3 separate regions of the Homo sapiens genome follow, and regions 1 and 2 are each linked to region 3. Evidence: chromatin loops called from intact Hi-C (ENCODE). Cell type or tissue: gastrocnemius medialis. All regions are shown on one strand. Links, peaks and the distances in the headings refer to the core of each region. The heading gives the core; the rest is flanking DNA.

What was found. Hi-C counts contacts between places; a loop is a spot of excess contacts. Peaks named below come from ENCODE experiments on the same cell type or tissue, not always from the same donor. Only the 100,000 strongest peaks of a DNase experiment are listed, where the experiment ranks them.
Region 1: a loop joins it to region 3, with 2.6 times the contacts of the local background. A loop is called at or near these places in 20 of 110 quality-filtered maps.
Region 2: a loop joins it to region 3, with 9 times the contacts of the local background. A loop is called at or near these places in 100 of 110 quality-filtered maps.

What each region holds. Positions count from the first base shown.
Region 1 is chr2:179,123,480-179,134,599 of GRCh38, forward strand. It overlaps SESTD1 (SEC14 and spectrin domain containing 1), which reads right to left. Exons shown (of 18, transcript NM_178123.5): 10 at 8,825-8,947; 11 at 885-1,079; 12 at 236-350. LOC124906166 (small nucleolar RNA U13) reads right to left here and starts at 2,158; the gene lies at 2,057-2,158. In gastrocnemius medialis, for the core only: a CTCF peak has its summit at 6,352 (motif pointing left); no DNase peak of the experiment used is centred there.
Region 2 is chr2:178,790,933-178,802,052 of GRCh38, forward strand. It overlaps TTN (titin), which reads right to left. Exons shown (of 363, transcript NM_001267550.2): 4 at 9,463-9,750; 5 at 8,893-8,978; 6 at 8,555-8,799; 7 at 3,990-4,320; 8 at 3,467-3,619; 9 at 2,472-2,609; 10 at 1,140-1,265. Among named protein-coding and RNA genes, the nearest start is that of TTN, 11 kb to the right of the region's middle. In gastrocnemius medialis, for the core only: a CTCF peak has its summit at 5,316 (motif pointing right); no DNase peak of the experiment used is centred there; H3K4me3 peaks cover 681 bases; H3K27ac peaks cover 7,096 bases.
Region 3 is chr2:178,908,070-178,919,189 of GRCh38, forward strand. CCDC141 (coiled-coil domain containing 141) reads right to left here. Exons shown (of 24, transcript NM_173648.4): 7 at 10,644-10,838. It overlaps LOC105373766 (a long non-coding RNA gene), which reads left to right. Exons shown (of 4, transcript XR_001739140.2): 3 at 7,567-7,640. Among named protein-coding and RNA genes, the nearest start is that of TTN, 110 kb to the left of the region's middle. In gastrocnemius medialis, for the core only: CTCF peaks have their summits at 6,379 (motif pointing left) and 6,578; a DNase peak (open chromatin) is centred at 6,392; H3K4me3 peaks cover 172 bases; H3K27ac peaks cover 4,782 bases.

The DNA.
Region 1 (11,120 bases), core at 1,488-9,487, 210 kb after region 3:
AAACAGGCAAGGGTAAAGGCCCAGTGAAGGGAGGAGTGACTAACTAACGATGAAAAATAAAATTTTCAGCATAAATTATAACCCCTCAAGGGAATAAAATCTTTTTATACTATTTTTCTGTTTCCTGAAAATAATACTAATTAGTTCAGTGTAAGTTGACTTAATTGTCTAACCATGGTAATGATATTTAAAAAAAAAAAAACCTTATGTTTCAGCATTTTTAAAATCTGCTTACCAACACTTTTCAGCTTCTCTTCAAGCAGTTTTAAAGTTTGCTGAATCGATGCTCCATCAGCTGGTGCTACATCTACGCACAACATCCCTAATAAGCCATCCAACTGCTGAGACAACTAAAGCAGAGGGACACCAAAGAGATAACCCTGATGTAATCAGCATCTAAAGTGTTTAATGATTAATGAGGTTTATATCTAATGAGGTTATCACAATTACACTTGAAAAGACTACACTGTTACAAGACAAGGACGAATCATTAGAATATGCATTATCTGGAAGACAGAACACACAGATGCATGCACCAGGAAGACAAAGAAGTACATTCAGGTCAGCAGAATGCAAAAAAGTATTGAGACTTCCATTTCCATCTAAGTTATAAAGCATAAACATTGAGAAGGAGTCAAAATAAAATATTCTACTAGATTGGAACACTCTAGTTAGACAATAAAAGGTTGAATTGCATGCAGAATGACTTAAAAAATACTTGTTTTTAAAAAAAATCAAAGAATTTTATCTCATTACCCCCACCAGTAATTCATTTTATTGGTTCAGAAAAATAATTTAGGAGGCATGCAAACCTGAAAAAAATTACGTGTAGGTAAGTGTTCAGATAATTTGAAGAAAAGAAAAGAATCAGAATAGACACTTACATCTTGGGCAACACCATGAAATTCAAGAGCTGCTTGTAAGAGATTTTGCCTAAATTCCAGCTGACTGGCCTGTCGATAACAAACATCACTAAGTTGTTGCTGCAGTGACTTTAGTTCCACAAGATCTTCCTCATCGCCAGCATTCAAGAGTGCTGCAATTTGCTGATTAAGTTCCACATACACTGCAAACCATTCCTGTAATCAAGATGTTACAAAGTAAACTAAGGCTCAAATTAGTTCCTGGAAGAGATTACATTTTATAATTTCTCCAGATAAACTAAGTAATACATGATTTTTTTTTTCTAAGGCAAAATTATTAAAATTGAGGGTGGAAAGTTCCTAATCCTGTGATCCCTGGAACTCAATCCCTGACCTCTAAATGTTCTCTTCTCTTCCTTGCTCTAAGTGAAACCTGTCCGCCCTCAGTCACCCCTGCAGCCTTCTCAACTGATTACTGTTTCCATGTCTGACATACTGCAAGCCTGAAGGTGGGTTTGGGTGCCTCGTTCCTCACTACTTGCAGACCATTTATTTTCCCTCTTCTTTCAAAAAACCGTATCCCCTTTGAAGTGCATGCTGTTAGATTACATCTTTTCAGCTTTCTGTGTGGTATCACCTCATCCACAGAAGGGTTTAGCAAAGGTCACACTGCCTTCCTCTCAGCATCAGCCTTCTTAGTGACTTCCACTACATAGGCACCCACCACCATCCTGAACCTCCAGTTCCTTGACTCCCTCCCTCACCTCCAACTAACTTGTCCTCACCTCAACTCAGCTACCTCTTCCACTGGCCATAAAAACGTGTCATCATATACTACTATGTAGCTCCAAAAATCTGTTTCATGAAACCCATTTTCTGACCACCTATTGACTCTCCCATTCACCTCTGTTTGTAGGCTCACACCTACAATCCCATGGAATCCACCAATCTACTGACCTCTCTACCATCCAGCACATGAGAACCTCTGTCCTCACTTCCATCCTTGATCAAAGGCTATAACCACCTCCCAGCATATAACCCATGCCCCTGCCTGGCTTTCTTTCCTTCCATCAGAATGACCTGTTGAAACCTGAGATCTGTTTTCTCTGCCTAATGTGTGCCTGTACCAGAGTAGCCGAACATGGGTAGACTAAAAACAACTAGGTGGATAGCGCTCTCTCTCTTTTCCCTCACATCAGAAGGGTAACGTGCTGATGTTGTTACAAGGCTTAGAGGGAGACACATCTCAGATGAGTGTGAGCACCCATCATCATGCTTATAAACTACAAAAGGATTGACAGATCTCTTTTTAAAGTTATGACTAAATAATCTCAAATGAGTCTTTGGCAATCCTTTTATGTTTCTCTAGTAAATTCACTTTCTCATTCTCATGATCATTTATGTTTTTTTCACTATCAGTCTCCAATTCCCTTTTCACTTCTTCATTCTCAGCCAAAGATCTTAATTCACTGGGAAGTAATCGGAAAACTCTTTCATCTTCCCACCAACAAATCCCCAACCCTCCGTTCTTCTACAGCCCTATGCTCTGCCCTCAGAGCTGTAATAATCAGCCGCCTGTCTCTTCTTCTAAGGCCAACCACTCCACTTGTGCATTACAGCCTATCTCTGTTGCCTACACAAAGCTTTGCTCTCACAGTTATCTTCTCTGTCTCCCATCAGTTCTTCTGTCTCAACTGGATTATTTCCACCAGCATATAAATAAGCTGTAATTTATTAAACAATAAAATACACATTTAAGATTTGTGCATTTTACTACGCTGAAATTAAACCTCAGTTAAAAAAAATTTTTTTCTTAAAGGAGTTCTCTGTATTTACTCTTTTCTCATTTTTCATTCTTTTTTTAATCCATTCCAATCAGGATTTTGTTTTCCCACCCTTCTGAAACCAATTGTCAAATTCACCAAAAAATTCCATCTTGCCACAAATCCAATGGTCAATTCTCAGTCTTTATTTTATTGAACCTCTCAACAAACAGCTGCATTTGGCACAAGTAAGCACTTCCTCCTCCTTCAAATGGCCTTTTCTCTTGTTTTCTGAGACACAACAGCTCCTTTTAGCCTTCTTTGCTGGCTCTCCTCCCTCTTTTTGCACTTAAAGTTTAGGTTGACCCAAGGCTCAGTTTTCCAGAGGCTCTCTTTTCTTCTCACTGGGTTTGGATGACTTCACCTAGTCCCATGCCTTTAAATAGATCTATAGGCTAAGAATTACCAAATTAATATAGGCTTTAAATATATCTATAGGCTAAGAACTACCAAGTTAATATAGGCTCTAAATACATCTATAGGCTAAGAATTACCAAATTAATCATCAACACTGACCCCTCCCATGAACCCCAGATACTGATACCCAACTGCCCACTAGCCACCTTCATCTGGATGACTACTAGATATCTAAAATCTAACCTGCCACCAAAGACACTGATTCACTATCCTCCCAACCTGTTCCTCTCGCAGTCCTCCCTGCCTTAGTAGCTGCTAAGGCCAAAAGCCTGATTCTTTCATCAGCAAGTCTTGCTGGCTCAACCTCATCAACTTCTATCAATTCTCATTACTTCTAATGCCTCCATCTATCAGCCCCCCGCCTTCCATTTTCATTGCTAGTCTCTGTTCCCTATTTTCCACACAATAGCCGGTGATTTGCTTAAAACATAAATTAATTATCTGTCCAAAAGTTTCAAATAACTTCACATAACATTTAAAATAAATTTCAAGTTTCTTTTCATGGGCTAAAAGACATTACATGTTTTGGCTCCTGACTTCCTCTAAAACTTTATTTTCTGTGACTCTCCTTTGCTCCCTGTACTCTAGCCACACCAACATTCTTGCTGTTCCTCAATCATCTTCCTGTGCTGGGGTGTTTCTACTGCTGTGTCCTCTATCTGAATTGCCCTTTGTTTGGATTACTTCTCGACATCATTTCAAGGTTTCTGATTAAATGTCATCTCCTCAGAGAGGCCTTTCCTAAAATCTATACCTATATTGCTTTCCGCTCCCCAACTTGAATGTAAATTCCATATAGTAAGACAGTATTATATGGCAAAAGCCTAGAACAACACATGACACATAGTATGTGCTCAATTAACATTCATTGATTGAAGGTATAAAACATTAATCACTGTAGATTTACTGACATTACATTAAGTAGGTAACAGAGGGTGATTTTGTCACTCAGGGAACATGTGGCAGTGTCTGGAAACATTTTGGGTTATCACAACTGAGGAATGGGGATGCCACTGCATGCAGTAAGTAGAAGCCAGTGATGCTGCAAAATACCCTACCATGTGCAGGACAGCCCTTACGACAGACATTTATCTGGCCCAAAGTCTCAAGAGTCTGCTGAGGATGAGAAATCCTCCTATATCCAATGGTGATGATAATATCTGTCTTACCTTGTTTATCAGTTATTGTTTGGATTTAACTCAATAACAAGCATAGAATATTTTTAAACTACATAGTTTATAATGGTTAACAGAGACTATTTTAAAGTAGAAAATATTACCTCAGAAAATTATCACTGTCATGCTCTAAAATATAAAAGGATTTCAATACCTTATTCATAGTACTTACATATCATTAAATGCTCTAAATAAATAGGCTTAACTCTTTGAAGACGTAATAGCAACGATTCTGAGAAAAGCAGTGAAGGATTAGAGTCCTAGAATAGCACTTTTCAGAGCTACCAGCATTAGACCACTTGGGGTGTTTATTAAAAATGTCTAAGCTTCACTCCTGACTTACTAAATCAGTATCTGGAGTTGGCCCTGGAATATATATTTCAACAAGCATCTCTGATGACTCTTATGCCTGTTAAGGTTTAGGAATCACCACTGTGGAGCTAATTATTTCCTGGTTTGAATTTGTAAAATATAGGCTCCAGCAACCTGACCAGGGATGTAAATACATTGTGAGGACTAGTATGTCTCAAGAAATTAACACCTGAAATTAGAGACATTGATATTACCGATTGAGGTTGCCATAAAGAAATAGTCTCTCTGGGATGTGGAGAGCAAAAAAATCTGGCTAATACATTTGCATGTATTTAAAAAAAGTCATCCAAATGTTTCTTCCTAAAAAACGGGTATGTACGGCCGGGCACAGTGGCTCATGCCTGTAATCCCAGCACTTTGGGAGGTCAAGATGGGCAGATCACGAGGTCAGGAGATGGAGACTATCCTGGCCAACAGGGTGAAGCCCCGTCTCTACTAAAAATACAAAAATTAGCTGGGTGTGGTGGCGCATGCCTGTAATCCCAGCTACTCTGGAGGCTGAGGCAGGAGAATCGCTTGAACCTGGGAGGCAGAGGTTGCAGTGAGCTGAGATAGCACCACTGCACTCCAGGCTGGCGAGAGAGCTAGACACTGTCTCAAAAAAAAAAAAAAGAAAAGAAAAAAAAAAAAACCCAGTAGAATGTAGACTGCCTAGAACCTTAGGTGTATTTTGTTCACTTACAGCCATTCTCCGGTCTGTCTCTTATGTATATTTAACTGTGTAGAAAATGATTATTTTATAGCAAAATAAAAAAACACCAATATATGGGATTTGGATTGAGATGGTAAGAAAAGGGCTTGAAGGTTCACATTTAGGACACAAGCAGTCAGGATTGACAATGCAATCATGTTGGCAGTGACGCATACTTGGTGAAATGATGGATATTTATACTTTATACCATGAAATGTGAATCCATATGTAGGCAGAAGGAAACAGTGCCAACTCGGGTTAAAAAGGTGATTATACTCAGACTACACATTAGGAGAAATGAGTCTTGATTCGCCAGGTAGACCTGTTCTGCATAATGCACCAGAGAAAGTGGTTTCTTTGTAGACCAGAACTCAGCACTATGAGATGGTGGGATAGTGACAAAATTCTGAAGTAGTTTCAGATATTTATGCTCCTCGATGTTCCTATCACACACGCTTTTCCTACCACACACTTTCTTCAACCCAAAACATAAAATTAGATTTTTGAACTAAACTGCTTTTAAATTTATTGTCAGTTACTATAACCATTTTCATGTACCTTATTTTTTTTGTTGTGTTCTATTAAAAAACCAAGTTAACTTCTAATTACCAATCCTTGAACTAGAACTACAGGTTGGCAGAAATTTCATTTTTCTATGTATTAAAACTTAATATCCTAACAAATTTGGGGTTTTTAGCTTTATTTCTGCATTATGCTTTTATATGGACTCTAAAATTTAATATATGACATAAAATTTAATATATGACATTGAGCTGGTAATGCAAGATTGTATGTTAAAAGTTTTCTCAAATTCTACCGTTAACAGCTGTCAATGCCAGAAATTAGTCATACTTTCACAAGACTTGAACAATTCCAATAATGCTTTAATCTGTTAACTCTTAGTTACAGAGAGAAAAGAAAGCTTTTAATAAAATATTAGAATATCTTAAACATCATAAGCTAAAATATTCATCCAGCATCAACCAACCTATTCTCAGGGTGACAATGCAGTGCCACCTATTGGCTAAAACAGCACAACTGGCTTTTTAAAAATATGTCAAAAGTGGGAAGAATAGTGTAATGAACTCCTTCCTATCCAGCTTCAATAATGATCAATTCATGGGTAATTCTGTTTCACATACACTCCCATCCATTCAATCTGTTCCTACCTCCCAATTCTGAAACAAAACCCAAATATCACACATGATTTAAGGAAATAAAATCTCTTGATAGCCATCAATGTTTCTTTAGGTCATGTCTATAAATGCAGATGTCAATGTATATGTACATTCCTAAGTATTAAAAGTACAAGAATGAAAAACTACTGTAGCTTAACCATATCTGTAAAATTTAGTAGCTTTCTCTAAGAGACAGCTAGAGAAAGGATCCCCCCTGGGTATCAAGAGATCTGTGTCTTAACAATAGTCCAACTATTCACTGATCAAAAAACGTAGCTTCCCAGTTTTTTCATCTATAAAGTAAGATGAAGATATTAGAATAATCTATAAGGTATTTTGCAATTCAAAAGTTTTATATATTGGTTCCACATTATAAGTAAGCTTAAGCACATGGGAAGGGCCACCCTTAAGCGATGTTTCTTTAAGCTGATTTTGAAAACCTTATAAATATATTAAAAATACAAAACCAACATCTGAACATAGCAATTTCTATGTACATCATCTGCAATTTCATCCATACTATACGCAATATGAAATTTGCTTTTGAAGTCTTTTTGTAAACTTAGAGTACAGTACAGTATGTATACAATCCAATTTCTAACTGTAATTATTTATCTTGGCATTTAAAAAAAATAATAAAATATAGATAAATCCTGTCTTTAGAATCCTCATGTGCCATGTGTCCTTCCTAAAAAGAACTTTTGGAATACTTTCATAACTAAATCCCCTTAGGTGAAGTCTAGAATGTTCTAGAGTAAATACAGTTTTTTAGGAACTAAAGAGAGGAACAAATTGTAGACTCTAACTATAGTAACATGTTCTAGAACAGTCTACCAGGTTCAAACAAATCACAATCCATGTTAAAAAAAAAATCAAAACATTATTTTAAAAGTACCAAGAGAATTAAAAGATTATATCCTCAGGAACAGGGTTTGTAATATGATTATTTTAGTATAAAAGGAAGAACCATTATGTTGGAACCTGTGAAATGCATAAAATAAATCGATTTTCAATTATGAGATTTCATTTTCAAGTTTTTTACAAGTACTAATTAGAAAAATTGCAAGGAATATATATGTAGTGCCTTTAGACAATTCCAAATCTTGTAATATCTCTTATTATTCCTTCAGCTAGATTACAACTGCTTTAGGGTATAGTAGTAGATTTTCTGCCAATACCAGTAATTGCTATACCTGATTTACAGAACATTACAAAGAAAGCAATATGAGGAAACTAAGCAAAATGGAATACATTTAGAAGAAAAATAAGAATCAGATATTGTTAAATTCTAGTAAAGATGAGATTTACTCATTCATTCAAATTTATTCCCAAGCAAACCATATTACTTATTCTTTAATCTTGTTTAGTTAAAAATGGACATTTCCTAATACTATCCAACATAATTAGAGGAAAGAAGAAACGTTGCAGAAATTAATGTTCCGACGGTACTTAATGCTCATCTGGGTCCAGAGTTTAACATTTTGACCACCTTTTTTAAGACAACCTAAGGAGAAGGGAATTAATGGATTCAAATTTTATTTTTCCAATTTTGTATTTAATCTATTTTAAATTACCAAAGTAATATGACCTTAGGGAGAGGGGGGTGAGCTACCCCGTCCACAAACTGGATGATCTCTTTCTCAGTAATGAAGAATTAACTGTAACAGAGCAGGAGATTAACGAACACCAGCTTCTTTCACATAACAAGTTGTTAAATTTTAAATTATCTTTAACAATTATTATCTATAATCTGCTTAAGAATCTATTTATTTCCCAATTTTATACCTGTGATTTGTCTGATTACCCCTTTCACAAATACAAAAGGGACCCCTAAATGCTCAGAGAATGGAAAAATATTCTGCACCCTCTGGACTTACTCTCCATCAGTTGTGTTTAATGCAGCAATTCTGCTATCACTCTCAGGCATTTAATTGTACTATATACTCCCAATAAAGTGGGGGTGAGGGGGACTTGAAAACAGAAGTTTCTGTCACAGAGACTACAGATGAAAGCTCTATTTTTGTATTATCACTCTTTTTTCTGTCACTGTAGCTTTTAAAATTTCATGCAAATTGTGCTTCTATAAAAATATAATTAAACTGCATTAGAGACAAAACCAAAAACAACCTTCTAATTAACATGTACTAAGTAATCAAAATGTACTTTATGACCTCTAGGCACTTAACAAACTGTACTTCATGCCCCATACCAAAGTTTGCAGCAACTTATCACTCAGTACCACATATGCTACTAATTACCCACGTTCATAATATCATTGTAACTTGCAGAGGAAAAAGCCTCTCACACTGTGCTGGCTCTCAATCTCTTCGTGTTTCTGCTGTAGGGCCTGGGAGGCCCTAATGGAGTCTCCAATGCCCCACTGGGCTCTTAGTTGTTCTGATCCAGGCCCTTCTAGCCAGTTCACCACCTATAAACAAAAGTTGAGATAACATTTTTTAAAGAATCAGAAACTTTTCAAACTTTCATTCTAACTTATTTTTCCCCTCCCAAAGTTCCCCAATTATTTTTAATGTAAATTATTTACATTCTATCACATAGGCAGTAAATGTTTCTTTTGGAACTACACAGCTATAATGTGACAACATTTTCAAAACTTAAATGTGGAAGAATGTACACTGTAGCATCACAAGCTTTCAGCTATCTGATTATCTTTCAGGCTAAAAGAAATCTGGAATGCTTCTATAAAAGAGGATTAAAAATTAACTTACGAAAAGAGAATCAGAGAATCATAAGATTTAGAGTTGGAAGAAACATCAGAAATGATATCAGTCAAAGTTCTTAACTAACATTTAAGAAAACTGAGTTTCAAACAGATTAAGTGACTTGCCCAAGATAACATAATCCATTATTGAAAAACTGGACTAACAGCCATATGTTCTAACTCATAGTCTAATGTTCTTCCCAAGCATTGAAAAAACTGACTGAATTAACTACTATAAAGTTAATATACCACTTTATCACTTCAAAAATAAAATTAAAAACTAATTAGAATTATGCTAATGTAATAAATACCCTCTTGGACTCTTCTTAGGATCAACCAACATTCAGACCCACAAAAGGCCCCACTGGCACCAGTCTGCTAGTAAGGATATAGGGTGGGAACTATAGTTTGCCAGGATGACAGCATCAGGAGTTCTTCAGCTGAGTCCCTCAAGCAGGTATAAGGAGATGAGATCAGTATGGGGCAGATATGGGAGACACTCTGGCATCAAAACATGATACCCCACAGGACTATGCCCATTATGAGTCACTAAACTCAAGGATCCCCACCCCAAGTTATGCCTTCCATCATATATTAATAATTCTCCCAGTCCAGATCTGGAATAATGTTTACTATAAGCAATATTGCCTAGTAACGTAGTTGACATTCCAATTTTTAATCAGGTCTTCAGGGGAACAGAGCTAAAGGGTTAAGCAAAGATCAAGTTCTCATGCAGAAGGAGAGGATTGTGCTGACACTCTACCCACAATCATATACACTCTGAAACTACAAACACATTGTGGAGTAATTTTAGTGGAAAAAATGGTATTACCAAGCTTTACCTTTTGCCAAATTAGAAAAAGGAATTTAAGAATAGATGTATGGTTATATCCTAAATCTAAACTCAGGATAGCTCCCAAGAAGTGAATGGGGATATCTCTGCAGCATAATATTATAGACCCAGTGGGTAGGCTTAACGTAGAAAAGAGCAGTGCAGATATACATTTCTGCTTTTACCAGGTTAAAAAAATATATTTCTAAATCTAACAGTTTATGGATCTTTTTATAATTATATAAAAATACCACATCATAAAGAAAAATCACATAAGCGCTCAGCCCTGTTTGGATATCCACAGATTTTCATGCCTGAATTCAACCAATCACAGATTGAATATATTTGGGAAAAAAAATCAAGCACAAAAAAATAACAATACAACAATTTAAAGATACAAATAATAAGCCAGTACACTATAACAGCTATTTTCATAGCATCTGCATTGTAGTAGATATTATAAGTAATCTAGAGATGATTTAATGTATATGAGAGTATCCATAGGTTATATGCAAATATTATGCCATTTTATATGAGACTTGAACATCTTTGATCTTGGTATCCACAGTCTGCAGGGCGTCCTTGAACCAATCCACCACAAATACCAAGGGACAACCATATTCTATTTCCTTCCATTAATTTTTCACCTGCGTAAGGGTTTTCATATGCTACTCCAGATTTCAGTGTTATAGCCAATTCTCATAGATAACAAGTAGTTTTCATCCCGTTTTTCACTTAGCATTAAACTATAATACTTTAATGATTTTTCCACTTGGCTATTGTTATTATAACATAATTTTCAATGACTTTGCAAATCCTTTTTTCAGAAGGCCAATCCTGTTGCCTGCCTGCCTCCATCTCTTCTATCTGTCCAACCAAGCAACCAATCAACCCACTCTTATTAAGAGCTAAGTAACGTACTGCCTCAAATAACTATTGTACCTGCTATCAATACTTCAATTCTCTATTGTCGGGAACATAGGATGTTTCCAATTTCCATCAATTCTAAGTAATTCTATGACTAACACATATATAGCAGTTATATAT
Region 2 (11,120 bases), core at 1,642-9,641, 120 kb before region 3:
GATGCTTAGTGGTGAACGATAAAATGTCAGATTTCCATTTCAGGGGCCTACACTTGTGCTTAATACATAGACTGCTTTCCTGAGGAATGGGCTTCTTTTCTGCCCACATGCGCCTTAGCAAATTGTCCTAGAACTGAACATATCTCATCTTGAGACATGTCAACGTGTTAGGGAACCCGGTGGGTGGCTGCTGACAAGTGGCTGGAAAACCATAGGCCAGCTGAACTTGCCAGTCACCAGCATTGCAATGGCAATGGGGATTTCTATGCCTTTGATTATCCTAAGTAGGGTTCTTGCTGCTTTCAAAATGTCTCACTCACAGTAAGGAGAGGGAAATTCAGTCAGCAGCCTCTGGTCAGCCTTTTAAGTGTACAAGGTTCTCAACTGGACCTTTAAAGAAAGTAGCTCTAAGATCAGCAAAGAGCTTGAGTTCAAGGAGGATGAGCACAGGCGCCCTCTTTGACATGGAAGAATTCAAGATAAATGCCTCTCTCCTGACACTTAAAGGTTTGATTTCACATACGGGAGAGATGTGGATTTTAGTGACACTGAGATTGTCCTCACACAGCTCTACGGCACAACAGCAGCAAATGCTTCTAGGTCACTGTTTATCAACCGTGAATTGAAGGAATTTTTTTTTTTGAGGAAGTATTTGCTTTCTCCGATGTCTGGCATATCCTCACTTTCCCTTGCTATTTATTCGGGGTGTTTATGGCTGATGTATGTGTATATGTGTGTGTGTGTGTGTGTGTGTGTGCATGTGTGTGTGCATGTAAAGTTTGTGCATTACAATCTAAGTGACTGAGGGCTTAGGCTATGCACGAAGAAACCAACTGTCCCGGTGGGTAACTGGACTGGCATGATATCTATCATCCATTTATGTATGTTCTAGAAAGTTCATAGATGTGCCCTAAACTGTTCTGTAGACAATCTCCTGAAAACTGATCAAGTGAGTGGAAAATAGTGCAATGTGAACATAATTTCCATCCTGAGTTTCAATACTAGACATAGAGGAACAATAACAAAAAATATACAACCAAAGACTTCTCCATTTAAGGGTTTTGACTATAAGCTACCTGCAGCTGGCTGTAATGTGATATTGTCAACAAACTACAAAATATTTAGAAAATCAGACTTACTGCTTCTTGAGTTACTTGTTTCTGTTTCTTAGTAATTTCTTCAGAAATTCTAGTTTCTTGTTCTTTGGCTTTAGCTGCGGAAATTACTACCTTTGGTACAAATGTTTTTTCAGTTTCTTTTCTTATCTGCAAAGAATGATTTAAGAAAAAACTTTATTTCCTGATGCCCAATGAAATAATATGGTGTTTATTAAATATAACAACATAGGAATTTGAAGATGTAAAATCCCTTTTCTGCAGATGTCACTAAATAAAATAAATAATCCCATGTTCATAAATAAGATCATGCTCTTTCTCTCCTTAAACTGTAAATTATGTAGGCTGCTTAGAGAAAACAAAGTTGAATTCAACACTTTGTTTTGAACAGCAGAATTGTAGTCTTCTTTAAAATGACTTCCAATGTTTACAAATAGATCTATGGCAATATTATTCTGTACTAATTCTGTCATCTAAAGGTAATCTTAGAATATATATCAGAATGGAAGACTTTAGAAGTAATTTTGTCTGATCTTTTTATTTTACATGTGAGAAATCAAGCATGGATAATTTATAATCTGCATTTATACAATATTTTTGTTTTGTCAGTTTTCCTAAATACTGTGAAGAATGCTGTTTCCATCTGGGCACCTAAGGTATATGCGTATGTAGGGGGACAGTTTTCTCTATTTGCCTCTTTGCCATTCTCAAATATCTCATCACTGAAACACAGGATCTCAAGGCTGAAAGGGACTTGAAATTCATCTTCTCAAACCACCCAACTGCCAACTGGTTCCACTGGCCAAGAGCTCTACTAACTGGCATTTTCCAATCTGTCCCCAAATGCCGCCAACCATGGGGCTGTCCTTTTCACCTTTTCTGGTCATTTGGCTTGTTAAAGCCATGCTGTCCATTCCACTTCAAACTCATGTGCAAATGTCTTCCGAAGGAGCCAGGAAGCAGTTGCTAAGATTTCTAAAGCAAAGTGAGTTCAGTGTCTCCTCCACTTTTCCCCATTCCTGCCTCAGCATCTATTTCTTCCTCCTGGTTTTAGCCATCTGTCCTCTCCCTATAGTCTTATACTTAGTGCATCCCCAGATCAATGTGATGAGACCCCTGTTTCTACTCCTGGTGTATGTTCACAGAGTTCTTTTTCATACTCACAAGGGGAGCATTCAGGGACACTACCAAACTTTGGTATCCAGTACCCAGAAATTTACACATACAACAAGGGGATCTTATTAGTATGCTAACAACCATGTGGCCCAAGGAACAACACTCTTCATGGTAAAGGTGATTATCTGTGTTGACCCCTGTAAGAACCTCAGTGAATTTAAAATACAAACCCATTTTCACCTGCTCATGAGTTACGTGCATCTGCTCTTGCTTTGTGGTAATTACTTCTTTGGTTCTTGATTTTAATTCTTGTTCCTTGGCTTTATCGGCGGCCACTACTACCTTAGTTACAGCAGTCTTCTCCGCTTCCTTTCTTACCTGCTTTTCATAGAGAAAGGAAGAAAACACCTTAATGCATCTTACATAAAAATTAGTTCAAGACCAGCCTCGCCAACATGGTGAAATCCTCTACTAAAAAATACAAAAATTAGCTGGGTGTGGTGGCGCACACCTGTAATCCCAGCTACTCACGAGACTGAGGCACAAGAATCACTTAAACCCAGGAGGCGGAGGCTGCAGTGAGCGGAGGTCATGCCACTGCACTCTAGCCTGGGTGACAGAGCGAGACTCTGTCTCAGAAAAGAAAAAAAAGTTACAATAATCTGTCAGGATTTAGACATAAATGTCACACAAGAGGATAAGGAGGAAAGCTGGAATGATTTTAAACTGTAACAGAAAATCTATTCAAATGCGAGGTGGGACATTATCCTGGATTTATGACACTGTTCCAGCTATGAATCAAGTGTCATGTTTGTTTTGAGAAAAGTAAAAACAAAAGTCCTTTGGGGAAACTTAGAGAAATGTAATGCCTTCCCTGAAATAGTAGTTTCCACATCCAGTGTGTGCAGTGACTGAGCTCTGGAATTGACTGGTCTCTGTTTCTCTGGCCACTCTTTGCCTTCCTACCTTGAATACCATAGTTGACTTTTGCCTGCTCATATAGCCCAGGTATTTCTGGCCTACTCTGCTCTTGTGATACTCACATTGTCAACACCTTTGACATCTCCGACCACCTTTTGCTCAGAAAGTTCTAAAAGTCTGGGCCCTGCTGGGCTCAAGGCTGTCTTCAGAATGAATTGAGCACAGCTGCATGCCAAGCTCAGTGGATGGTGGTTGAGTTAATGTGCACTGAAGGACGTGGCTCTGCGGGTGCCCCATGGCAGCCTCGCACGTACCTGTTCTTGAGCAGGTTGGATGTGCACAGCAGTCGTGGTTGTCCTCTGAGCAGTCTGCTCTACAGCGCTGATCACTGGTTCTCTCACTCTGGCCATATCAACGGCAGCAACAACAGTCGCAACAGCTGCACTTTTGTCAGCATCTTGTTTCACCTAGATTAGAAATGACCAAGTAGATTACTTTTTTAAATGACATGCCCAGTAGAAAATAAAAAAGCATACTGGAAAACTGAGCCACCTAGAGCAAAATACACTCATACATAAGCATTTATTATTGCCAAGAAATACAGAGACTGTATCATTAAAACCTGTATATTATGGAAACTTCACAGATTGGAGCTTTTGTCCTAATTAAAAATGGTTTTACAAAGCATGACTACTGAATTTGGTCTTCAGTTGCTGCTATATTTTTATGTTCATATGCATTTTTCCTCCAATTTATACAGACTGAGTTTCATGGCAGAAATCCAGTTGGAGAAACTAGAATGTGAAATAAGGAAAAACAAAACCATTCTGACAGTACCTCTTTAGCACCAGTGGCAACAGCCTCTGCTGCGTAGCTAGCACTGGCCGACACACTGGCGGCAGCACCCGCAGCACCACTGATGGTCACTTGCTCCTGGACACCGTATCTCCCTTCCCATCTCTCTTCTGTCCTGATCTGAGTAGAGGTTGTCAGCGTTGTCTCTCTCATCTCAGCCTCAGATGAGGAGGCCACGTAGCCCTCTTGCTTCCAAGGGGGAGGCACTTCAGGACCTGTGGCCACGGTGGATGCCTGAGTCTTACGCATGAGCAATGGAGACCTAACAGACCTGATGGGGGATGTGGAGATTCTTGCTGCTGGAGACACGGACCTGAAAACCAAAAGGCAGAGGTCAAGAATGTCAAAGCAAGGAGGGGTAACTGGATGTGAATCATGAGATGAAAAGCTGGAAGTGCTTTAAGGCAGAGTTTTAAAATGTGTGCCTCCATAACCCATTCAGAGGGTAAATAATGTACTTGGAAGTAATTTGTTTTAAATCTCAATAAACCTATTCTTATCTGCTGTAACCCTGTAAGAGAATCAGCTTTAATTCCAAATAAGCTGGAGATTTTGTGCCTTGCACCTTCTCACATTAAAAAAAAAAAAAAATCACAACAGAAAAAGCTACTTCTTTAATATGCAGCCAAAGGAAAGACATGTCAAATCCAGCAACCTCTGTATTCCAAATTCATCTCTGTATTCCAATTCTGGGGGGGTTAGAGGATGTCAAATAGGTGTTATAAGAAGAAAGGTTTCTGTAATCAAAATGCTTGTGCCACTCTTGACTAAGCAGCTTAAGCCATTTTTTTTTTTCCCCTGCAGGACTTCCCACAGCCTTTACTATGTCAGTATGCCTTGTGAATTTCCAGGACAGGGGGACACATCCTCAGGAAGCTTTCTGCAGCATGTTGCTGGGTACAGGTTGTGCAGTGCACTTTGCAAATTGCTGCTTTAGCCGAAGTGTTTGTGGACAGCTACTTTTAATTTCCTCCATATTTGTTTACACTCGCCCCCCTTGTATTGCACTCTGGACTTATTTTAAATATCTTTAGAGTTATTGTGGGAATTGACTAACTTAAAAACTAATGATTCTGTGATTTTTGGGTAAATTGATAAAGTTGCTTCTTCCAGAATAGTTTTCATTGTTTGCTTTTTAGGTGTATCCAAAGTGCAAGTAGCATCAGTTGAAGAATTTGGGTGCTAAATCCCAGCACTGATGGCCAAAAAAGACTATTTCTGATCTATAGCAATAATTCTGGGGATTGGCCAACTATTGTAAGGTAAAATTTTTTTCAGAACTGATTTAATTCTTAATAAGGCTTATTACATTTTCCTCTCTAGGTGGCAGTATTGCCCTATCATTGCATTTTATTAATTCTGCATATAAGAAAATGTTTATAAATGCATCTTGTCACTATCTAGGATATTTAGCTTACACTGATCATACATGAAATGATTATTCTAATTAAGCTCAAGGTACAGTTGATATTTTCTCTAACTTACAGAGTACCCTAACAGTACATTACAACATTAACCAGTTTCACGAAGAAATGTTTATTTTCTCGAAGAATGGCTTTTTTTGTGTGAAAATCCATTTACATTTTGTAAATGAAGTTGTAATCAAACTAAAGGGAAATCTAGGGAATAAGCCTCTTTTCTGAACATGACTGCCTTTGAAATATAACAAAAACCAAGTTAGAATAATGTGTGGTTTCCACTAACTGAAGAAAAGCAAAGAGACATGTGCTTTTAAGTTTCACCCTGTGCCTTGTTCTTGCTGTACTTAGTAAATGGGTTTAATTCAAAAAGAGTTAAAGACATGATTAGCATGACATGACTGATTAACAGCAGGACACAGGTAAGCCCATAACTGTGAAAATCATTGTAATTTTGGTCATTATAGGAGAGTGCTTATTTCTGTACTTACAACAAAAAATAATCACCTGGTCACAGCGAGATACAATGCACCTTATTCAATGAAATATGTTTGCCTTACTCTACAACAAAAATCAAGATTAAACTATGAGATATTTAGGAAGCAGTCTATCTTTGATAACCATTATTTTCTCTGCAAATTGGCATTTTATTTCTTAATTATTGGAAAGCAAAATTTTGGGGCAATTTGGATGGTTATTAATGAACTTTCAAAACTGCTAAGATGGTCAAAATGCTCCATGGGATCAGGGACACTCCATGATTCTAAATGACCCTTAGGCTTGGGTTTTAAAATATAGTTAGGTTGTTATCTCCTCAAGAAATTGCATTTGGCTTGTGTTGTGATTTCATGGTGTGCAAACTTGGATTTAGCCTGAGACTGAACATTTTTTTTTATTCGACTGCTAGACATGTTTTTTAAAGTAAGCTTTTTGTTCAAGGTTTCATGTTAGTGTTTGCCAATATCTTTACATTTTTGTGGCTAAAACAATAAAAATTGGAAAACATCTAGCATTTTTTTTCACATGTTTATTGGACTTTTACATTGCCTCTTATGTTAAATACTTTTTTGTATCTTTTGTCTTTTTTTGTGTTGCATTTTTTTCCTTTAAAAATTAATTTGTGGATGATTTTTAATGCATTTAGTGCATTTATTGGTTATTTGTCGTAAGTGTTGCAAACATTCCCCCAGATCCATTTCTTTTAATCCATTTCAATATTTTGCTTGTTTATGGGTCTTATCCAGCATAAGCTTACGTAATTTTGTATGTTATATACTGTTTCTAGGCTGGTGTTGTCTACCTTGTAGCCATTTTATGTTTATTGTGATACTTTTATGGCAGAGGCAATGAAGTACCTTGAGGAGGAGAAAGGTCTTAAAATTTTTTCACAAGTGCTGTTTGGTTTAGAAATGACTTTTTGCTTTTGCCATACATACATGTTGATTTTTATGTAGTTGAATCTGTAACTGTCTTTTTAAAAGCTTTCACCCATAAATGCTTTTGCAGATTGTCTTCTCTTTTTTTTTCATTTTTTAACTATTTAATCAAGCTGAAATTTATTCTGTAAATAGTGAGAGGCAGAGGTTTATGTTTGTTTGCTTCCAGATGGATAGCTAATTGGACCAGCATTCTTTATTAAAATACCTCTCCCTCCCCTGAATTGAAAGGCCACTTTGCTTTTTGAATTCCCTATATACTTGGATCTATTATACTTGGATCTCTTTCTGGACTCTCTGTTTTGTTCCCCTGGTGTATTTTTCTATTCATTTACCAATACCATACTGTTCTGATTATAGTAACTTTACAGTATGTTTGAATATTATTTAGGTCAACTATCTCCTTATTATTCTTTTATAAAAAATTTTCTTGGCAGGGAACATCCATGTGTTTTTTATTTCATTTAAATTGATCAATAAACACTTCTTTGCTCAAATTTTGTACATTTTTCATTTCATCATATTAAAAGTTTCATCATGATAAACTAAATCCCAAACTTTCAAAACTGTTGTGGACAATTTACACTTGATTATATAATTTCTGAGCCCTGATCATGATACATGATCACCTTCTAAAATACTTCCATATTAAGTAAGCATAGAAGTCCATTTTATTTTCTAGATAAAATAACACAAGCATATGCAAAATATTTAAAAGGTTTTACTTACCATCTGAATATAAGAATATTGGCATAATTATTTTCTATTTACAAGGCACTTTCAACTAATTATCTCATTGAAGCCCCAAAATGCAGCTTGAGATCATTCTTATTGTGACTCTCTTTAATTTACAGATGACACAACTGAAACCTTAAATAAACTGCTTAACTTCTTTAATTCCAGTTACCTATCAATAACATTGAGGATAATAATTCTTACAGGTTGTGAACATTTAATGAGATAATGTATGTATAGTTCCAATCTGATAGAGGAAGTGATCCATATATAATAACAATTATTTTATTATTTATACTTATTGCCCTAAATCAAACTGTTAAGTGATCAGGCTGATTTGTCCTTAGGGCTTTGAACTCTAACTTCTGTGCTCTTCTCCTTTCACTGTGCCATATTTTGGCCCCTAAAGTAGATATTTATTACATGAAATATAAATAAGAATTCAGAAGTTTATAAGGGTCTTCAATTTACCTGTGGACAGTGAGGATTTGTGAAAATCATATTCAGTAACTTCTTGGTTTACCTCCTTTGTCACCTGCTACATTTTTGAGTGCATGAAACTTACACGGGAGGAGGGCAGGGAAGTGCTGGGAAGAGAAGTGCGTGGTCCCTAGCGAGGCCTGTGCCCATGGACCTAGGTGAGGACAAACACTCCTGCCTTCCCGCCCAAATGTTGCATTTCCCAAGATCACCCTGACCTGCCACGCCCACACCCTATGCCTATAAAAACCCCTGAGACCCTAGTAGGCAGACACACAAGCGGCTGGATGTCCAGAGGAACACGGAGCCCCACAACCTGCCCGTTTGTATGCTCCCCTAGAGGTTTGAGCAGCGGGACACTGAAGAAGCGAACCACTCTCCGCGTCGCATGCCCTGCGAGGGGGACAAGGGAATCTTTCTCGTTTCAAAACCTAGTTCCAAAATGTGCAATAATCTGCTCTCTCTATGGCAGCTTTACCTGACCGGAGATGGGGTCGGTGCCCGCACGTGTCTGACCGGGGAAGGGGAGTGTCTTATGGGCGATGGGGACTGCTGCCGAGCCAGCTGTGCTTTGGCAGCAATAGACGGTGGTGTTGGGGATCTTGACTTTGGCTTCGGAGGAATCCTGGGAGGTGTTTTATGTGGCAGCTGTTGCCCAGCGGCACCATCTATGACCATCTCAACTGTTGCAATTGATCTGGCATCAAAGTGGGCTTCAATCTTCTGTAAAAGATTAAAACAAAGCCCACGTTGAGGAGGAATAGCTGGGGACGCAACAGCCTGAAAGGCTTGAAAACCAACAGTATAGAAAAATACCTTTTCAATTCGGGTTTGTCTTGATTCTGAGATCTGAGCAGTCGAAACAATTGTCTTTGTCTTTTTAGCAGGTACTTCTTCTTCACCTGTGGGAAGGGAAAGATGAATGTTTGGGAGGGGGCACAATGACCCATTTTAAAAGAGATTCTGTTAATTCTGACTACAAAGTCAAAAAGATTTTCTGGATATCCCAATGGAGAAAATTGCAGAAAGTTTTGGATTTTGCATGAATATAAATTAGGTTTAAAAATAGAAAATGTTCATTACAAGATAAAAATTTACTTAGAATGATTTTTTAAAATTTCATTATTTGCCAATAATTTGGAAATGTAGATCACTTAATTGAAACCCTTTCCAGTTTATAATGAGATTCATAAGCACAGATTGCTTCTATTCTGCGCTCCTGACTAGAATCTCAGGGACTTTTCATGGGTGTCGAAAAGCCAGCTTTTATATCAGCTCACAGCATTCTTCCCAGGGCTGTGAGAGGTGGCAAGTGGACGCTTGGCCCCATTTAGACACAAACCAGCTCTCTCCCCTTCTCTCTGTTCCTCAACCTCCAGCACGTACCTTGAACCAGTAATTCAGCAGTCGAAGTAGCTCTTCCAACGCTATTGGTGGCATTTACTGAATAGGTCCCTGAGTCCTCAGGGTATGCTTCTGCAATCAGTAAGCTGTAGAGGTCGCCTTCTTGTGAAATTTGGAAATCAAGGGAGCTCTGGATTTCGGCTCCATCCCGGTAGAACTTCACCACAGGTGTAGGGATTCCAGTCACTCTCACTTGGAGTCTCACTTGGCTTCCTTGTCTCACGGTCATGCTCTGCAGTCGTTGAACGAAGTTGGGTGGTGCTGTCTCAGCTGCGGGGACAAGAGAACAAAGTCAAGAGTGAGAGCCAGGGTGCTCCCTACAAGGTATTTTTAAATAATCACAGCTCCAATTCCAAAACCAGGTGATGACTCGCCAATCTAAACATCCTTGAATGTCCTTGAACCCAGCTCACCCAGCAATGACAGCAAGAATGGGAGCCAGGAGATTACAGAAGGCTTTCTCACCACCATATTTTATTTTATTTGCTTTGTTTTGCTGAGCAGTTTAGGCCACCACCTTTTGTTTCTTTGTTTTAAATAAAAGCTCTAGATTTTGTTATAACATTTCTTGAGAATCTTTCTGGTACTTCCCCCTCTACCTCACATCTAGCGCTCTATTAATATGTGAAAGCCATGTTGCATATTCCAGTAAGTTGCATTAAAATGAATTCCAGTGGTTGCTACGATGGGTGTACCTGTTACTTAAAGAATCATTACATTTTTAATTTAATTTTTAAAATTCTAAACCTTCTCCAACTTGATAGGTATTCAAATAACCCAAATATTTACTTGCATTTAAAACGTTAATCCCAATAATAACATTACTTCATTTTAATTGTGTTACAGAAAGGGGATTTTTTTGGTTATGTTGAAGGAAATTTTTTATAAGTGTGAGGAGTGAGTGGAATTAACTTTGACATGATTTTGAGTAATAAACAACAGCAGGTGCTGCCAACCCTGTGCATTTTCCATTTGTGAATTTTCTGGGTGCATGCTAAAGTTCTACCTGATGTTACTTGATGTGGTTTCTGCTTAGGTCAATTATAGCCCTATAATTGAACATCATTGAAGGTAAAGTTTATTGGATAAGCATATGTAACTTTACGTAGCTCATGTAAGATATTGTTATAAAACATGTAAAGGCATGCAATATTCTGTATACTAATGTCTCACTAGGTAGTAAAGGATAGAGAAAAACAACAGAGGCCACTAAGATTGGTGATAAGTTTTCTGGGGAAACAGTGTCATGCATTTGAATAATAAACAAGCATTTATTTTCTTCTGGGTATGTTTACATGCCTCTTAAATGGGTGGTCTGTAGACTACCGGCATCAGAATTATCTGGATGCTTGTTAAAGTGTGAATTCCTGGAGATTCACACTTCCCTGGAGAATATGTCTTATTCCTTAAAGGACTTATAAACAAGGCTCCAAGCTTTTCTACTTGCTGAGAAACATGATTTTTAATATTTCCTTAACATACTTTTGAGTGTTTAATATGTGTATTGAGAAACTGATTCTCAGTCACTTTTACGATGTACTCTAGAGGAAAATTAAATTCCAAAAGGCAAACAACTTGGTTATAAATAATTCAGCCTCCAGTAGACCCTTCTGTAGTTTAAGAGCTGCATCTACCTCTGC
Region 3 (11,120 bases), core at 2,071-10,070:
TCCATAACCCATCGAAACATCATTTGCCAATAACCACTGTTTCTGAACATTTTAAATACATTTTAAAATTTGTATTACTTATTTTGAATAAAGCGGAGTTTGTTGTTAACTGAGGGTTAGGTTTTTTGTTTTGTTTTGTTTTCTGAGACAGAGTCTCGCTCTGCCGCCAGGCTGGACTGCAGTGGCGCCATCTCAGCTCACTGCAACCTCCGCCTCCTGGGTTCAAGTGATTCTCGTGCCTCAGCCTCCCGAGTAGCTGGGACTATAGGCACACACCACCACACCCAGCTAATTTTTGTATTTTTAGTAGAGATGGGTTTCATCATGTTGGCCAGGCTGGTCTCGAACTCCTGACCTTGTGATCTGCCTGCGTCGGCCTCCCAAAGTGCTGGGATTACAGGTGTGAGCCACCGCGCCCAGCCGAGGGTTAGTTTTAAAGTCAAATGCCTAAAGCAAAAATCTGGCATAGTCAAAATCATCTTCAACTCCCTTAAATCACCCTTAAAGTTTAATATATGTGAATTAGTGCATGTAGTAACACATATTCACATTTAGAATTGAGAACCCCTGAGCTACACTAAAGGAAGAAATAAAATGAAAGTCTCTATGTAAATGTCACAGCCTTCTTGCCTTTCTTCCTTAAGATAATTCTCAAGTTTTCAGTGTGAATGGAGAAAGAATAGAAAATTCCAAAGTGCTTTTTCTTGCCTACACATTTAACCCCATTTTCTAATATAAAGCTACTATAACCTTAATACATGTCATGTTTGTTGTTTTGAGAATTAGGAAGAAAAATATATAAAAGTAAGTGGGTTTCATGGCAAACATATAGTAGGTACTTGGAAAATACTGGCTGTTATTCTAAATCCTGATTGATTGAGCCCATCTTTAAAAAGTGACTGAGAAGAGCATGGCCACCTGGTGCCTGTCATTCATCCCACATGGGCCTTTCCTCTGTGGCTCCACTGAACATCTGCCACTCTCAAATCCTCAGGCATTGGTCTCATCTTTATTGGAATTAGATGCCAAAACCACAACATCATTGAATGCATGTGAGATACCACTCCACCCTCTTCTGAATGTTATAATAAAAGTATTACTTCCTAATAAAATGGAAATAAATTGAAAGACTAAGCATTCACTAGAAGGAGGGAATGATATATCAAGGACAAAGATAGCCCATAATGAGAATCAAAATAGTCAAATTATCTTCCAGAGCTTTTTCTCAAATGTGTAAGGAAAATATTTACTATAAATTGTTCTGTGTATCACACTTAATAGAACTACAGCAGTAGAAAGGAGGTAAGTGATTTTACTCCTTCATTAGCTCAACAAATACATTTGTAGAATACCTATTGGTACGATGGGCTGGATACTGACCTCAATCCTAACCAACCCGTAATAGGAATAATCTGCAGACATAGAAATAAGAGTTAAATTTCTGGACTTTAACAGGAAGCTACTTTCAAGAAGACTGTACTGTCTGTGATTGTCTGAATTATACACAAAGCTCATCTCTCTTATTCCCATGCAGAATTTGCCAGTTCCATGTGCCAGTTCCAGAAATGATCTAAGTATCATTGCTCTCACTTAATCTACCCTCAAAATAGAACTGAGTGCTTTTCTATTTACCATACCCATAAAGAACCTGATATATCGGACCCAGCCTGGAAAGACTCCCTTTGTTGCACACACAGTACAGAACATATTATTTCTGGCAATAAGAACACTGTGACCCCCATGTAAACTCCTTTGGAAGCAGTGTTTTCCCTTTGGTCTTTTTTCCTTCATATATCTCTCTTCAAACCTTATACGTGCAAGTCAAATAAAGCTACTATGACTGGATTGGGAAAAAAGGATATAGGACAAGGATAATATTTTATCCCTCTGGTTCCTAGCTCTTCTTGAACATTTTATATGTACTATTCAGTTTTTAGGCAGATAAGAAGATGAATCAGCTCTTTTCGGTCTTGTTTTGGTAAAGACTAAGGAGTTGCTTGGTGTTTGTTCTTTACAAAACCAATAAAGACCTTTCCTTTTTCACTTGTTTAGTACAGGACCCAAGGCAGCCTGCACCAAATCAAATAGAGATAGTATCAGGACATGGCACATTTCATTCTTTTAAAAATATCTGCAAGACGAATTCAAACAAGAGCCGTGAGTCATCTAGCAGAATTCTATCATGCTGTTTCACAAAGGTGTTTAATAAGTAATGTTGTTTGCTTCTTGACTAATCAACTTGAAGAGAGTCAACATTAAACACGAACAACAACAGAAAGAAAACAGCAGAACCTAGAAAATTTCCTTCCACGAGTCTAGTGGCTGGAGAGAGTTTTGTTGGAATGCTTATAACTATCAAAAACACAAAACTCAGCTAAGTGCTGAGTTGAGTCTAATTAGTGCTTCTAATTAGAGCACCAGATTCCATTACCTGTAGAGATTCAGATTTCCCTTAGGTTCTGTTACAAAGACCAAAAGCTTCAGTTTCCTTTCCTACACATCACCTGAGAGAACTTCTGGTGGTTCCCACTCTGGGGAACTGATTCCTAATTCAGGTCCTCCCCACATCTGCCCAAGCTTTCAAATGCCCTGAAGGCCAGAATATAGGGGTGATGTGATTTTTAAGCTCCCAATATTTGCTGTCCTCTGCTGCAGCTCCAGCTTATTCCTTGCCTGTCAAAGGCAGTTGCTGCTGGACCTCAGAGCTCCCTCCTTGTTCCAGGGTGAATTCATGGTATTAATGAGAGGTATTAAATGCCATTAGCACCTATGGAAGCTTTTGTCTCATAATCTGGAAAGCTGAGAAAACACTGGAATAAAAGAGGTTTGGGATTGAAAGTGGTATGTATCTGAAGCATTTTATCAACAAGGAATGGAGGAAGTTTATGCATTGACCATCTCTTGTTCTGAGGAATACAACTAGACCCATTCAATAGCACTTTAGGCAGCTAGTCACTATTTATAATTTCTGTTTTCTTTTCTCTAAGTTGACCTAAATGACTTTAAGATGATCTTGGGAATATTAATGTAGAAAATGTCCATTTATAATGTGTAAAGCACTTATTTTTACACTTATTCAAAAAACATTGAAATTTATGGACTATGTACTCAGCTACGTGCTGGGAATGTGAAAATGAACAAAAGCATTACATCACATTAGAGATATAAAGACAAAATACTGCCTAGCAATTAGTGAGTGCTTAGCAGTTCTGTGCTGTAGCCACGTATTAACTTACTTAGACAGCACAATGTCCTTGTAAGGTACCAATAGTACTTCTATTTTACAGGTTAAAAAAGCCAATGCACAGGGAAGTTAAGTGACTGCCCAAGGTCATAGAGCTAATAAATGTCCAAGATCAGATTCATACTCAGGCATTCTGGCTCCAAAATCTACTGTTATTTTGGCAAAGTGTAATGCTAGCAAACATTTCTAATTTTCACTTAATACCCTACAATTCCATTTATTTTACACTCCAACTGTATCCCAAAAAGAGTGTGTACAATTTATCACCAACTATAAGAACTTTTATTATTGAATGAGACTCTCTGAAGTAGATGAGGAATATTAGACTGATTTTATAAAAGAGAAAACTCAAGCTCAAAATGTAAATTGATTTGTCACATGGCCAGTCATTTATTCATTCATCCGACAAAAGTTTTTTGAACCTATGTGACACACAAAGAAGATTAGGACACAATCTCTCTCTAAGGCATACAGAGAAATATTATGGAAATGATACAAAACAAGCAATTAGTGCTGCCTGGAGATGTCTCAGAGGAGGCACTATGTGTAGATGACAAGCCCTTTACACAGCAAGACCTGCCTTCTCAGATATGATGCAGAGATGAAGCTTAAAATTTGTGTTCCTTGTATATTAAAGTAATTAAATTATCTTCTTTCAAAATGGTCAAGTCCCAAGTACCTTGGATCAATATAATCTCCTATGAACAATTTCATGTAGTTGGCCTTGAAACTCTACAGTTTATAATATTTCACTGCTCTTAGTCATTCAAATAATTATTGAACACCCACTAACTAGAAGTCACTGTTCTAGGTGTTCTGGTGAACACAAAGTGAAAAGGACATGTTTCTTACCCTCAAGAAATTTTAATTTAGCAAAAGAAATCTACCCAGAAATAAATATCTATAATACTAAGCAGAATGTGCTTACTGCCAACAGAGAGATGCAACAATCTGATACTGCACATAGAAGAGAAACCAATTAATACACTCTTACGTTAGAAATCCATTGACAGCTTAAATGTGAAAGGTATTCATGAGTGAGGACAATAAAATTGAATGTCTTGATTATCAGACTATTAGATATGAACTGAGTTGTGAGCTCTCATGAGACACTTAAGATGTTAAAGATGTTTCTTTTTCTATAATTTTTCTATGATATATCTATTTTAATAATTGTATGCTAATAATGTAGCCATATTTATCAAATACTTGCTGTGGTTTAAACAGCCTGACCTCTGAGCTCTAAAATCAAAGGTTTCTAAACACTACACTCATCACTCTGTCATAGGGAGTACAGGAAGAGGGTAAATTAAGACATCATCTGTTTCTTGTGGTGAGGTTTGCATCATCATGACTTTTTCAATTCTTAAATATCTCTGCATATATAAAGACATGTTCAGCATAAAATAGAAACTCCTTAGCATGCTATTCAAAATGCTTCCTGATCTCCCCACCTGCTTCTACCACCTTTGTCTCTCATCACTTTAGGTGTACACCCTACATTCCTGGCGAATTGAATTATCTTAGGTTCCCCAAACATGGCATGACTTTGTACCATCCAGCCCTTCCTCGGCCCTTCTTGCCCCATCCTTTCAAACTTATCTCAGTGATCACCTCCTCTGGGGAGCCTTCCTTGACTCTTTTTCCCTGAGCCAGGTTAAGGGTCTCTGCTCTGTGTGTTCTAATGCTTTGGGCTTTCTCCATCATAGCTTTCCCACAACCCAGTGCACCTCTGTTCCCTGGCCTCTCATCTAAACTTGACTGAGAAGGTCTGGAAAGCAGGGATTATATCTTTCATTGCTTTCGCTCAAGTACCCATTTGATGCATGGCAAGAATAGGAACACAACATACTAGCTGAATGCAAATATGGAAGAAGAGAGGGAGGGAACATAAGTGGCTTTAGTTATTTCTAAGAGAAAGGGGAGTTGTTCTGAAAAAGAGGAATTTAAGACAGGCTGCTGAGGAATTATGAAACTGAAAGTAATTATATTTTCCTTGATATCTAATAACATTTAGCCTATTACTTGAATTCATTTATATTACCTCAATAAATTCCTTCTGCATAGTATTTTTTTAGGTACTCTACTTGGGCAGGTTTTCTTAAAATTTCAATCTATACAACAACTGGACCATTTTAATTATTTTTTTTTCATCAGCTGGGCCTAAAATGTGTTTATTTTGAAAATGTTAATATCCCATATATATCACGTATATATAAATGAAAAAAGTATACAAATTCCATGCTTAATTATTTTGTTTGCATCTGAAACAATGATGTTGCTATAAGCATTACTATGGATCACTGTAAATATCTTGAAAAAGCAACATCATCTTCTTAAAGGACATTAATGTTTCAATAGCTATGGCAGAAACAACGGAAGCTATGACAATTGTTACATTTCGAACTACTTTTTGTGTGTTTCTTTGGCCACCCCAACTTTTGCTTCATCTTTGCTTTCAGGCTGACCACCCAAAAATCAGACCATGTTCATAAAATGGATTTGGCCTCAGTTTCCTCTGCTTGCTTTCTTCAATGAAATCATGTGCCTGGAAATGGAAGGCATAGGACACGATACATTATGACCAATCAGTCATGTTTTACAGTTTTGGGTTCAATTGCAGCTGTCCTGTAAATACAGGCTCACCTCATTCTGTTTTTGAAACATATTGTATATTTATCTCTGATTCAAACTACATTCCCTTAACAATGATAAATACGTTTGGGGTGATCAATAAATATCAACCATAGCTTAGCTTGTTTTCTGTGAACACACTAGAAGTATAATAAATAAGATAATCTATAATCCCGAAGGATGAATATTTTGGAGGATCGAGATGAGTTATTCTAATAGGTGCTATATTCATATTTCATGCCATGTTCTCATAAGTCTTAGTAACATCTGATAATTAGAGGAACTTTTCTCCAATCAACTATTAGTCAATGTCGACAACTGACACTTACTTGTATATTCTGCTAAGCGATTTGACAAATAGGTTCATTCACCAAACACATTAGGAAACTCTAAAAAGAACAGGAAGTATATCAGATTCTTGAGTTATATGGCTCACTCCACTTGAATCCAGTGGTTGGTTTACAGCAAGCAGCAAGTTCCTAATGCTGTCTCAACATCGCCACCTGCTGCTCACTCCAGGTCCAAACATCCGTATCTCAAGCCACAGGCTGCCAGACACTTCCTCTGGGTGAGAAACATTCCTGAACCTTGGGTAATCATCAAACCCTAGCAGAATTAAAGGTAATCAATTGCACTCCTGGAGCCACTGGACAAAGGCAGTGGGGGAACTGTTGTCAATGTGGGCAATTAAGTGATAATTATATTTTACTGAATTTCACAAATTTTGTAAGTTTTGTTCTCTGCTATTTATTTTCTAGCATTTAGAACAATGCCTGACACATAGCAGTGGCTCAATAAATATATACTAAATAAGTGAATATCTAAAGAGAAGGGTAATTATTCTCATGAATTCACCTTTAAATAATAAAATAAATTATTGTAAAATATTTCTAGTAAATAATAATATCCCTATCTAGAATTGTTAGAGAGGGGAATGAATGAAAATGAAAGGAGGTGGGGTGTGGTGGCTCACACCTATAATCCCAGCACTTTGGGAGGCCAAGGAGGGTGGATCCCTTGAGCCCAGGAGCTCAAGACAAGCCTGAGCAACATGGCAAAATCCCATCTCTACAAAAAATACAAAAAATTAGCCTGGTATGGTGGAGTCCCAGTTGCCTGGGAGGCTGAGGTGAGAGGATTACCTGAGCCCCGGAGGTCAGGGCTACAGTGAGCTGTGATCATGCCACTGCACTTCAGCCTCGGTGACAGTGAGACCCTGTCCCCACCCCCTGAAAAAAAAAGAAAGAAAGAAAATGAAAGGAAAAGGGGGAAGAGGGACTCCTCAATGATTTTAACCAGGAATATGATAAAACCTGGATGAAAAAAGGAATATATATGATATGAGAAAATTACTAAGTCTATTCTGCAGATAAAATTGGATATTTATTCTTTTTATTTTAACTAAATTCAAAAAAGTAAAAAGTATATTTAAAAAATCATATATTTCACTTTTTACCAAGCAGATATTCAAGCTATCCCACTCACTCATTTATATATTGCCCATTACACTAACAAATTTGATACATTAGTATTTGACATAGAAATTGAAAAAGTATATTGACATAGCTTCAACGAATTTGGAACAAGAAGTTGTTTGCTGAAAAATAATTCCACTTTTCAAGAATGAAATTGATTTTCAAGGAAAGTACCTTTTTGTAAAGTGCTGACTTCACCTTTTATTCCTGCAGTGCTAACATCCAATTTGCATGTGCCGGGAGAGAAAATTCTTCATGGATCTCTGGTGCTCCTACACATCTCACTGGTAGGTCAAGAATACAAGACTCTGATCCCTTTATATCTGGGCCACTTCTCAGTGTTGGGTCTGCAACTAGCAACCTTCAGGATTGAGGTGATGTTGCCCTTCAAGACAAAGAGCAGGCATGCTTCCTATTTGCTGTAAAACTACAGATTCCCCAAGCTTAGGGTTCCTCTCCTGAACCCCACCTGCTGCAGTTGCATATATCCATCTGGGTCCATCTGCATCACTCAGGGGGATTTGGGGCTGGGAGAATTGATGTGGCATGCTGACACTCTGGCTGCTGCTTTGCTATAATCAATCACCTCTGAGCCAGAGGTCAGGTGTCTTCTGCAATCATCCATGAAACTGTGATAAGTTAACATGTTAGCTTGAATGTAGGGTAAAATCTCAAACCCCTCACAGTTCTTGAGAGCATGACTTCCTCTAAGAACAGGAATGTTCACAATTAGGAAACCCAGTGCACTCAAGGCACAACGAAGTGAATTTTCAAGAGGAAAATTCAGTGTTTCGGAGATAATTCATTATATAAACTGAACATAGCTTTTCACTAGTGTAAACAGAATTTTATTCTAGAAAAAACATTTTAAGGGATTTTGAAATTATATTAATTTTAAAACTTCAGTTCTTTATTTAAACTAGGGCTATAAGTGTCAGGCTAAAAATTGGGTAAAGTGGTCAAATTTTTATAAAATTTGGAGGTTTTACAATATAAATAAAAAAGAAAAATACCATTTATAAGCCACAAGAAGAGTTTTCTTCTTTGAGTAGATTTACACGACATAATTTCATCATTTATTTTACTTAATAATATAGTATAAATAATATAGTTATTTTACTTAATAACATAGTAAAAAATTCATTTCAACAGTCATGATTAAACATCTACATTCCAAACTCCAGCTTCTATTTTTGCTGAGGTAGAAATATCCATCATCTTTCACACTGAGTTCTTAGATTTGGAGTCAGAAATTATTTCCTTGATGCTTTGAAAAGGGAGAAAGGATTCTAACACTATTCTGAGTGCCACTTGTCTATAGAACCTGCTATAGTATGGATAAATCCCAGTGGAGCTTATTATAATTTGTATAGTTAGCATGCCATGGCTTTCAAATGATAAAATGGGGAATCTAGAAATCGAAAGTCTTTGTGATTATGAAACATAAATTCTCTACTCCAATCTGACCTGAATTACTGTATGAGTTTGAGAAAGTAACCACTCTCTTCTTCTTCTTCTTTTTTTTTTTAAAAAAAAGGCTTTTGCAGGAGATATTTCTTCTCTGTTAAAACCCAGAAAAATATCCCAGCAAAGTACAAAATAATGAGAGCAGAGAAAACAAAAGTAAGAGAATGGGAATGAAAGAGAGAAACTACATTTTGCAAGGCTGTAAACTATAGGGTTTGTACTGGAAGCATTGCTTTATAGCAATATGTTTGATAATGGTTTTCCTTAGAAACAATATTAACTGACTTGTAGATGACTCACTCATTTTGAAGAATGAATATGCAGTTTAAATTTAAAAGTCTCTTATTCAAAAACAGAATTACTGAGGAGAAACTTAACTAGCACCTAACATCTAATTAGTTCAATAGCTCCAGTAATATGGTATATCTGTTTCCTCTCTTAAAGAAATCCCAAATGACAAATAATCTGACAATAAATCTTTCTTTAACATTTTACCACAATTTAGCAACTCTGTTTTGAAATTTTACTATTTATTTTTTCAAAAAGTTTCTTATTAGTAAAGAAGTTCAAAATTAAGTCACTATTTTGATATACACCAGGACATTGTATTCAGGGTGTTGATGTTGTGATTTTTAGATCACAATGTACCTAGGTTCCAGGGTTTCCTCATTCATTTCCTGCCACATTGTCCGTTTTGAAAACATCAGTGAAATTTAAGGTATGAAACAATTCTAAAAACACCGTTTGAAGGTGTATATTACATTGGAAAAGGTAGAAAAAATTTTCAAATAAGATCACCAGCCTCTTACACTGAGCCGTACTCAAGTGATGTGAACAGGTGAACATTGCCACTTAGCAGGAACCACCTGCTGCAATCAATGTCCAATGAATCAGAGAGGAGAAGCAGAGCACTCCTCCAACTCAAGACCTGGAGATGGTCCACAGCCAGATTTCACTCTGGCTGACTTAAAAAGGCAAGACCAAGGTGGAACAATCAGGCTAAGGCACTGTTTCTAGCCTTACGGCTTGTGTGCAAAAAGGCTTGCAATATTCATATGTATTTTACCTGGTAAATTAAAGAGGATGAATAAAAGGAGGCCTTCGGTAAAAATTTTAAGGTATTTTTCAGCCTTGATACATTTATGATAATTCTCTTCCTCCATGGGAAACACTATAATGTGGGCACAAGTGTCCCCCCGAAACAGACCAGTGGCAGCTGTAAGATAAAACCCTCATGAGGCTAGGCATGGTGGCTCATGCCTACAATTTCAATATTTTGGGAGGCCAGCGCAGGAGGATCACTTGAGCCCAGGAGTTTGAGGCCAGCCTGCACAACATAGCAAGACCCTGTCTCTACCAAAAAAAAAAAGTAGTCAAGCATGGTGGCATGTGCCTATGATTCCAGCTACGTGGGAGGCTGAGGTGGGACAATCACTTGAGTCCAGGAGGTCGAGGCTGCAGTAAGCTATGATCACGCCACTACACTCCAGCCAGGGTGACAGAGCCAGGCCCTTTCTCAAAACAACAACAAAAACCATCCAATGAACCAAACCAAACCAAACAAAACAAAAAGACAAAAAACCCTCACGAGGTTTGTTTGTTGTTTTTAAAGTCACCTTTTACATGTGAAAACAGTCTTTCAGTTTTGAGAATCAAATAATGGCCATAATAGGAATATATGTTAAAAGCTCTCTTTGCTGCTATCAGTTTTGAAATTTTACATGGCGTTTTGACTTCTGTGATGTGCTCCAGTCAGTTGAAGTAATGGGTCTTTTACTGGTCTGCCTGATTACCGAAAATTATCAACTTGACCTCACACTGACCTTGTTAGCACTGTTAAAAAATTCATTCGCCTTCTTTAACCAGGTATTCCTTTCCACCATGAGTTGACCAAATTCTTCTTGAAGCTGACTGAGTTTCTGGTGAGAGAGCTGGAGGTGTTCTTTCTCCACGTAGTCCTTTGACAGCAGAATTCTCAGTGCCTCACTCTTCAGCTTCTCAACAGCAGAATTCCATTCCTGCAAGAGATTATTCTTATTATTTTATACATCTCCTCTGTTATGGACCGAATGCTTGTGTCCCCCCGAAATTCCTCTGCTGAAATCTAACCCCCAAGGTGATGATATTAGGAAGTAGGGCTTTGGGAGATGATTAGTGACCTTATGAAAGAGGCCTGAGAGGGCTGCCTTGCCCCTTCCACCATGTGAGGATACAGTAAGTTGGCAGTCTGCAACCCAGAAGAGGGTTTTCACCACAACTCTACCGTGCTGGCACCCTGATCTCAAACTTCTCACACCCAG